Linked DNA regions of Mus musculus: region 2 is linked to region 1. The links are chromatin loops, found by intact Hi-C in ENCODE. Cell type or tissue: left cerebral cortex. All regions are shown on one strand.

Evidence for each region. Hi-C counts contacts between places; a loop is a spot of excess contacts. Peaks named below come from ENCODE experiments on the same cell type or tissue, not always from the same donor. Only the 100,000 strongest peaks of a DNase experiment are listed, where the experiment ranks them.
Region 2: a loop joins it to region 1, with 2.7 times the contacts of the local background. A loop is called at or near these places in 5 of 42 quality-filtered maps.

The regions. Positions count from the first base shown.
Region 1 is chr7:108,951,734-108,956,733 of GRCm38, reverse strand. Gm39067 (a long non-coding RNA gene) reads left to right here and starts at 2,022. Exons shown (of 2, transcript XR_869864.3): 1 at 2,022-2,244; 2 at 2,399-2,575. In left cerebral cortex, a CTCF peak has its summit at 2,353 (motif pointing left); a DNase peak (open chromatin) is centred at 2,320; H3K4me3 peaks cover 372 bases.
Region 2 is chr7:109,437,029-109,442,028 of GRCm38, reverse strand. It overlaps Stk33 (serine/threonine kinase 33), which reads left to right and starts at 2,976. Exons shown (of 14, transcript NM_054103.1): 1 at 2,976-3,112. 1700095J03Rik (RIKEN cDNA 1700095J03 gene) reads right to left here and starts at 3,411. Exons shown (of 2, transcript NR_152110.1): 1 at 1,847-3,411. In left cerebral cortex, no CTCF peak of the experiment used is centred here; DNase peaks (open chromatin) are centred at 2,062, 2,545, 2,763 and 3,104; H3K4me3 peaks cover 947 bases.

The DNA of each region.
Region 1 (5,000 bases):
GCAAAAAGAATCAGATCAGCAGGCCAGGCTAGACATAACTTATAACAAGGACACCTGACTTGGTGACTGACTGTCCTCTGATCTCTTGCTCCCCTGCTTCCCCTTTAAGACTAGATCTCACCATGTTGTCTAGGCTGTCCCTGAGTGCCAGGGCTGAAATGACCTCCTTTCTAGGTCTTTGAGCTGCTGGCTAATTCCACCATGCTCACCTTGATTTCTCAATACCAGCTCAGAGTGCACTCAGGAAAAGGTCTTTTTTTAGGAAGTGGTATGGGGGCTGGAGGGATGGTTCAGTAGTTTGGAGCACAGCCTGCTTTGCACAGTATCCAGGTTCAATTCCCAACTCTCATATGGTAGCTAACAACCACCTATAATTCCAGTTCCAGGGAATCTGACATGCTTTTCTGCTCTTGGTGGCACCAGGCACATGTGGTACACATACATGTATGCAGGGAAATACTCACACACATAAAATAAAAAAATAATTAGTTAATTTTGGATCTCTTTAAAACTTTCAAACACTGTTTCTTATTTATATGTATGCATTGCATGTGCATCTGTATATATACCACATGTATTCGGGTAACTGAGGACACCCACTGAAGGTGTCAGCACTGTAGCTGTAATCATGGGTGGTTGTGACCTGCCTGAAGTGGGTGCTGTGAATCAAGCTCAGGTCTTCTGGAAAAGTAGCAGTTGCCTTATCCACTGAATGTTCACTCCAGTTTCATCTGTCTGTCTGTCTGTCTGTCTGTTTATTAACCTATATATCTATATAGCCAGGCATGACAGCATGCACCCATAATGCCAGCACACAGGAGGGGAAGTCAGGATAACTGCCAAGATTCAAGGCCAGCCTGGTCTACGTAGGAGTAAAGCTAGGGCTATACAGAGATAGCCTGTCTCAGACAAACAAAACAAAAAAGAACAACCCAATAAAAACTATCACCGCACACTGGAAAGTAGGATGGAACCAAATTTAACACAGAGAAGGAGACATTTCTAGGAACACTTTTATCTTCCTCATTTATTTAAATCACAGGGAAACCTTTCACTGTGATTTCCTTGGCCTTAGGTCCCTGGAGGCCTGTAAGCCTCTCAACTGTCGTCCACAGGGAAGGGGCGGTACAGCCTAGGCTGGGGAATGGGTCTAGCTGTTTTCCACTTTTAGTTAGGCCGTTGAGGGACAGCAAGCCAGCAGGCATGGTGCACACACTTATCAGAGGTGGATGCAGGAGGGTCAGGAGGTGAAGGCCAGTCTCTGCTACATAGATCCTGAGGTTATATGAGATCCTGTCTGAATACACATACACACACACACACACACACACACACACACACACACACACACCAGCAAGATGGCTTAGTTGGGAAGGGAATCTGCTGCCATGCCAGACAACCTGAGTTTGATCCTGGGTACCCACGTGGTGGAAGGAGATAACTTATTCATGCCCATTGTCCTGACCTCCACATATGTGATTTCCAAATACACACACACACACACACACACACACACACACACACACACACACACACACACACAACACAGCCAAAGTAGCAAAAGGACTCATAAATTCTAACAAGTGGTGACACTCGATTTGAAATTAGGGAAAACCCTTAAACAATATGCTTCCTCCCAAAGATGTACAGATGGTAGATAAGCACATGAAAATTGTCTTATTATTGTTAGTTAATATCGAGGGAAATGTAAAATAAAGTCACAACAACATACTACTATATACCTATTGGAATACTTCAAGCTAAAATTTTTCCTTGCACTGGCTTGTCTCAAGGATGTGGGGGAGCTAGGACTCCTAACCACTGCTCCTGAGAGTATTCAATGTTTCACTCACTTTGGAAAAGTTTCTTAAAAAGTAAAATGTACAATAACCATATAATCCAGACATTCCTCTGCTAAATGTTCATCCAAGAAAAACAAAAACACACACTCATACATAGACTTGTGCTTGATAGTCACAAAAGCTATATTTATAATAGCCCCAAACTAACAGCAACCCACAAGTCTGCCAGTAGGTGACTAGATAAACTGCAGTATATCTGTATATTGAAAATTTTCTCAGCAGTAAAAAGATATGGTCTACTGACTCGGGCAACCAGGAGGAACACCGAATGGCTCTGTGTGAAAGAAGGCATTGTGACGGCATATATTGAGTGATGACACATATAAAATTCTAGGACATATCATCAAGTCAAATCAGTGGCTCTCTGAGGATGACTCATGAGGTACAGAATTTGGGGGAAGAACGATGAGTAAGGACTACCTGCTTGCTCAGCAACACTCTAGCCACAATCTGACCTTACAACCTCTCAGTGCTGCCCCCTAGGGGACACTCTTCCCCATTCACCAAAGGATTCATTCTCTTGCTCTTCCCCACAGGACCGATTGAAGTATCACCTTGCCAGGAAGCTGCCTCACACTGCACGGTGGAACACTTCCCTTTTCCACCTGCCTGCACAATCAGCCCCTGTTCATATTTTTCTTCTCTGCACTTATACAAGTTGCTTGGTATTTGCCCACATCTATCTCAGTCCCACTAGTCAGCAAGCACTATGAGACTGGGGCCCTGTTTTGTCGGCTGTGTCATTCCCAGTTTCTAGAACACTGCCTGGCATTAGTGCTAAAAAAATATTTAATGAGTGGATTACTTTAAAAGACTGATACTGTTATCTATTTTGTAACTGGGGGCCACACCCCCTGTCACATAACTAGTAATTGGTGGAGCTGGGCTTTTTAGCCAGATCATGCCAAAAGTTCTATAGAGTTATTTCACTTTGACTCAGAGTCTAAAAGGCTAAACCAGTGAACAGCTTACTGTCAAAGAAGGCATTCAAAGTGATCTGTGAGAACAGAAGACAATTCAATAGCCAGAGTCTAAAGCTAGCAACCCTGCTTCCAGGTGTCTGTGGTAATCAAATACTCAGACATGAGACATGAAGGAAAGTTCTATACAAACATGGATGTTTACTATAGAATTATTTATAACAGTAAAAATAAAAAGGAAGCAACAACAACGAAAGTCCCCCAAATGGAGTGACTTTAGGGATTGGAAATTACATGAAATTAGAAAATAACAGGAGGTCATTCGTGGCATGATCAGTCTTTCTAAGGAGCCAGAAGAGACAAGGCCACTTGCTTAGCATCTGAGACTAGGGCTCCCAGTCTGGTCAGGTGACACAGGACGGCAATCATAGCTTCTCAGGAGGCTAAGACAGGGGAGCTGAAAAAATGTGAGGCCTGCACAGTGAAGAGTTCAAGGGCAGCCCTGTGAGACCCTGACTCAGAGTAAACTTAAAAGGAGGCCTGGAGGTATTCATACCTCAGTGGTACAGCACCTGCCCAGTACACATAGGGCCCTGGGTTCAATCCCTAGTTACTGCTGTACCACAAACAAATGAGTGCGAAGGTCTTGAGTATGATGAAAGTGTCAAGAGCTGTCATGGCCACCAGAAGTGAAGCTAGCCACGGAGAAGTAAAAGAGATCCACACACAATGTAGGTATCCCACCTGAGAAACCTTGTGCCACAACATGAACAAGCCTAAGAAAACACGTGGAGAGAGACACACAGCTGCTCTGGCTTTCCCAGCCTTGGTACCAGTTGAGTCGCAAGCCTGGCCTGGAAAAACTGAGCCCAAGCCAGAGCTCAAGAACTGTCCACGAAGAACAGTTTACGCATGGAGGTCAGAGTAAGTCAGCTGAATTATAGAACTCCCACTTCCCCTTTTCTGAGGGCTATATGCAGCACAGACTAGCCCAAAACTCATTCTATATGCTCACGAACTCTTTATCTTCCTGCCTCTACCTCCCGAGTGCTGGGACTACATGTGTGTACTCCCATGCTTGTTTTATGTAGTGCTGGGATTGAACCAGGACCTCCAGCAAGACTGGTAAATACTCTAACAACTGAGCTACCTCCTTAGCCCAGAGTTTAATTTTTAATATCTGTATGCTTTGTACACATGTTGTTTAATATTTTAACAGCAATGTGAGGTTGCGTGATCTTTTTGCATTTAATATTTATGTTTTGAAAGCCAAACAGAGGTGGTTGCTATAGACCAGGGGCTCCAGAGAACAGCCCAACCAGTGGTTTTACACCTGGGAACTTTTACACAAACAAAGTCCAGCGTCCTAATAGCCTTATCTAGGTAATTCAGACATTGGCTGGGGATTCTATTTTCTTTACAAAACTCCCAAGATATTGAGGATATCTGGGTGACAAGAAAAGACGACGTTTGGAGACAGGACCCCAGAAATGTTTTCATTTCATGGCCTAAAAAGGAGAATAACAATCTCCTACGCAGCTAGTGAAAAATCAGGGTTTCCGAGGACAGTTATGTGCTAACTAATAAAAGAGCAACAGCAGTGACTACTGTGCCCCAGGGAAGTTCTTTGAAGTTAGTTAGCTGGAGCCATGATTTGAATCCTGGTTGTCTAACTCCAGAATCTCTGATTTGTTTGTATAGGAGCAAAACCCCACCTTTAGTTACTACTAAAGGTTAGCATAGCTTTAAACTCTTCTATATTTTCATTAGGCATTTGGCATATGCTACTATCTGTCTCTACCCAACTGTAGACAGTGGAGCCATTTGGGGGATGGTTCTATGATCTTTAAGTCCTTACCCCCAGGGCTCTAGTTTTTTCTAGACAGAACACTGCCGTTCAGAAGAGCAGTTTCACTGAAGTGAGAGGTGGGGGTCAGCAGGTTAATAGGGCTGTGCTGAGGACAGAGAATTAAAAGTGTCCTGGACCAGCGGAGGCCTAGGATGCAAAGAAAGAGATGCATCAGGTGCTACCACCAGGAGAGAAAGTTGACAAACCTGTAGTTCTGCCAGCTAAGGGGAGACAAAGGGGATCACCACAGGGAAGACCCTAGGAGAGAGAGAGTTCCTCTGGGAATTAGCCTTGGGAAGGCGAGAACGGTTCCTCTGAATTTTAGAAAAACAAGCACTGTCAAAGACACAGCAAGGGTTTCCCGGGGGA
Region 2 (5,000 bases), 490 kb before region 1:
AAGGGAAATGAAGTTGATCTCATGGTTTTCTCCCTTCATACGGATAAGGCATGACTATTTTTCCTAACAGAATTGAAAGTTTCTTGCATGGACTGTCCTATGGGGGCATAAAGTAATTATATTAGTTGGCAAGGGCTCTATACCCACAGCTATTTCTTTATAGAAGTGGGGGACTATCCTGAATTTTTGGATGGGCCTAATCTAATCATATGAGTTGTTCATTTATTTTGCAGTCCTGGCAAACCCAGGGCGGTACACATGCTAGGTGGGTCCTCTTTTGCTGAGTTACATCCCCAGCACTCACTCTGGTCCTGTAGAGCCTAGAACCTTCTCCAGATGGAATTAGAGGCCAACTAAATCTCAGAAGTGTTTCTGTTAGTAAATACATATACAGTGGGTGGCAATATAAAACATATTTCTTTTTAGTGGCTTATGAACCAAAAAAAGGAGAAACCCTGGCTTAGATAAGCTGGAAAGATTCTGCTACGGGGTTGGGACATTCTTAAAACCGCTTTAAAGTTAGGCAGAGTGGTGCATGCCTTATATTCCAGTACCCAGCAGGCAAGTGGGTCTCTGTGAGTTTGTGGCCAGCCTGGTCTACACATCGAGTTTTAGGACGCCTAGAGTTGTATAGTGAGTTCTGTCTCAAACAAAACAAACCCTCTAACAAATGCAGAGATGTCACAAATATTTTACTTACTGTCAGGGGAAAAGCTCCATTCTTATTTAAAACTTATTTATTTTTATTATTGTGTCTGCACATGTGTGCACATGTGCTTGTGCCACGGTGCATGTATGGAGGTCAGAGGACAACATGCAGGTGTTGGCTTTCTCTTACCTTTGCATGTGTTCTGGGAATGGGACAGGTTGTCAGGATTGGTATCTTTATCTACTCAGTGTCTTTATCTACCAAGCCGTGCTTGCAAGCCACTGATATCGTTTCTTAATATAAGCAAATGGAGCAAGGCTGATGCTAAAGACTTGCGATAGGCAGAGTTCCAAGGGGAAGATAAGGTGGTACACTCAGCCTTAAACATTTTGGAGGGTATCAGTGAGACAGCTCAGTGGGTAGAGGTTGCACATATGCAGGCCTGAACTTGTTTGAACTGCAAATCCCACAAGGTGGCAGGAGAGAACTGAGCCCCAAGAGTTGTCCTCTGATCTCCATATAAACACGGCAGAGATACATGTTCATATGCACCCAAATAAATGGACCTGTGTGTATGTGTGTATGTGTGCGTGTGTGCGTGTGTGCGTGTGTGTGCGTGTGTGTGTTTAGGCTAGAAGTCAGCTTTAGGTGGTGTTGTTCCAAGGAACTGTCAACTTTGGTTTTTGACTGCTCACTGGTCTGAAACTTACCAATTAGTCTATGATAGCTGGCCAGTAAGCCTCAGGAAACCTCCTGTCTCTACCTCCTTAGTGCTGGGATTATTAGCATGTGCCTCTGTGCCCAGTTTTCAATTTATTTTTTTTAACTTGGGTTCTGGGAATCAACCTCAGGTACTCATGCTTGAAGTCAGTATTTTATCAACTGAAACTATCTTCCCAGACTACAAACACAGTGTGCTTCGATGGTCTGACCCAACTCAGAAAAAACAAAACAAAACAAAACAAAACCCTAGCCTACTGGTTCCTAACCAGTGCTAGAAACACATACACACACACACACACACACACACACACCTACCCACCCGTTCAAAACTGGGACCTATTTAATCAGAATCTCTGAGTGTATAATTTGTGAATCTACACTTAAACACAAAATAAAGTAAAACAAAAATTCCCGGTAGATGTCTGGTGTTGAGCAAGTTTGGGCATCACTGACAGACTGCAGGGGAGGACTCACCAGCATGCCTTTCCAACAATTCTTCCTACCAGTGTTGTCCCTTAACTAGGCTTTGTCAGATGTTTGAAGTTGTTTTTTGGAAGGGTCCGGAGTCTAAAAGCCTTCGTAGGGGTTTGTTAAAGGCGGATCCATGCATGTCACAGTTCAGTGAAGCAGATAGTAGTTTATCTCCTCAAACTCATGCTCAGACTTAGGCTTGGATGGGCAATCATGCCATCTTTCTATACAGGCAAGGGGGACATACAGAGTGCAAATTCTCACATCTCTTCCAGACTCTTGTTAGACGATAGTTCTGTAATTTTCCAGAACATTGCTTGGCCAAGATCCCAAAGTTCTATTAATATAGTACATGGCAGGGAGTATTTGTGGTTGAAAAATGGTTTCCAAAATGAAGTTACCAACTACTTGTGCCCATTTTGAGCACTTTTTTCCCTCCTATGAAAGCAACAGGATTAAGTAGTTGCCAAATGTACACCTGTAAGCAATAAAATTAATTGCTTTGCTGTACTGTTACTGGCTATCAATCACCTTAATTTTAGAAGACATCTGCCTTGAATAATTATGCTAGTCCAAGTAGAGTTGAATTTCTTCCCGACAGCTGCTGGAGAGAGGACCCGCCCACAGAAGCCATTCCTAGTTCAGATCAATAATAGAACATTAGCATACAGCTGTAGCCAGCTTTTCACGGCTCCATTGCTTGCGACATACATTGGAGATGGTCCCACAGAGGCTTGGGACAAGTCTAGAGATATGTTATTTGACTCGTCACGGGCCACTTCAGCCTTTCTGTGAGGATCCACACCCAGCTCTCAGCAGAGACGCCCTGACCACGTTCACATCGTATGAGGCCCCCTGGACGGGCGAGCCTCGCCGCACGAGCACCGGCCGCCTGGGCCATGACTGAGAATAAGTCGGAACATCCCGTCACGATAGCGACAGTGCTGTTGAAAAGCGTTTTACTTGACACGGTGCTCGAGGCAGGCTTCCCCGCTCCGTGTCTGGGGTGCGGCCCGCGGAGACCAGGCTCCCGGGCACGCGGGCGCCGTTGTGCGGCCCCCGCTCTCCTCACAGGCCTCACTTGCGCGCGGAAGGCTGGGGCTTCGCGTTTGCTGTCGCGCTTTGTCCCGGTGCAGACCCCGTCCACCTCCTGGGTCGGCATCCCGGGCCTTAGAAAAGTTCAGCTTCTTTAGGTGTGGCGTTCGGGGCTGGGGGACCACTCGGGTCCAAGTGTGTGCCTCTGTCAGGGGCAGCCCGCCGGCCGTTGTGGTGAGTGGCCTCGCAACGCTGACTCGCCCTACCCTGAGGGAAAAGGTGGGCGGGAGGGTTAGGCAGCCTTCGAGCCCCGTTGCTATGACAACCGCAGGCAAACGGGCCTCAGGGCTCCAGCCAGCGGTCGGCCAGGCGTCCTGCGCGGAGGAGGGTCCTGGGGATGATCACGGACCCTTTTAGGAGTCTCGGGGGACCCAAACACCCGGGACCTCATTTTCCCCTGGTCTGGTGTTTGGGGTGGTCCCTTGCTGCTTGGGTCCATCTTCACTTCCTCACTCCCATCCCATGTTCGCTACAGGAAACATTTTTGAAAGTTTAATGTGATCTCACTCAGGGTAAGTGTGTGTGTGTGTGTGTGTGTGTGGGAAAACGTCCTTAAAAGCCATGGAGTTGTAAGGGCTTGGTGTCTTTTTAATTTCCTAAGAGCCTGACATCTACTAGGACCTCGTTATGTGGTAGCTTCTTAAGTCTTTTTCCTTGCACAGAGTGGATGCTCAGGAGGCAGGGCGATGTTAAGAGCAGTCTCCAGATGATTCTGAGGACAGGGAATTTAAACCTGCTGTCTCTGTTTCCTAGACGCACGTTAGAATTTCTCACACCGTTGTCGGGTGAAATGAGCCTGTATGTGGTATTGCCCTGTGAATGACAAATAGAAAGTGGTTAAGTTAGTTGTAGGGGATAATTGCACATTCGGGGTGCTCCTCACGCCTAACCACAGCGGAGGAACCTTGCCCCCCCCCCCCCCCGCTGTTTTTTGGTCTGACAACCCACCTTCAACATCAGAGCAAGATCAAGCCAGCCTATGTAGGAGGAAGGATCTGCGAATGGAATGCCAAAGCAACAGATTTTGAACTTAAGCTTGCTCTCCTTGTTCTCCAGGTCATGTCTTCAAATTGTGAGCACCACACCGAGATACTACATATCTAAAAGTCTAGTCTGTGTAAGCCACCAGTGTTCTTTTCCTAATGAATCATATATCTATATCATTTTCAAGCCAGGAATCTTGCCCTCATCAGTACCCATTTCCCTTTCTCCTATGTCCATACTGCCATGACTTTGTGTTCATTTTGTCTTCAAACCAAATATCAGATCTAACCACTTCTGTTTCTTCTTCTATCACCCTAGTCTGGGCTACCATGCTCTTACTGTGTCTCTTGAAGTTACCTTCTAATTGGTCTGAAGTCAGTGTCCCATTTTAAAGTATTCCTATTTTATCTCTTGCTCTACAGCAGGAACAATATTTAAAATTTACAAATTGATTATGCTGAGCCAGAAAAATGGCTCCTTGGGTAAATAAATGTGCTTACCACCAAGTCCGATGACACAAAATTGATCCCCAGGACCCACGTGTTGGAAGGAGAGAACAGACTCCACAAATTGTACACAAAATAGATACATAATACATACATACATACATACATACATACACACACACACACACACACACACACACACACACACACACAGCACACAGGGAGGCCCTGAATTCAATCCTAGCACTCTAAATAAATACATAAGTAAATAAATAAATTTAGGCCAGGCCTTATGGCTAGCTTCTACTTGTTTTCTTCCTGATGTAGTCTCTCAGGTAGCTGGGATTGCAAGCATGCGCCTCTGTGCTTGGGGATACATAGACTCTTCTTCAGTTTTCCATCATGGCTTTTTGTCTCACTTCAGGACCTTTGCACATGTTCCTGTCCCTGCCATTGTTGTTCTCTTTAATTAATTCTTGGTCACCCTTAATATCCCAAGGCCAAATGTTTCCTCAAAGTGATCACTATATTTGATTAATTTATCTGGAACAAACCTCCTCAAACATTGGCCCTTCCGGCACAGTTATCTCCCTTCAGTAGCATTTGTGTGTCTGGCACACGGGGGCTAGGGG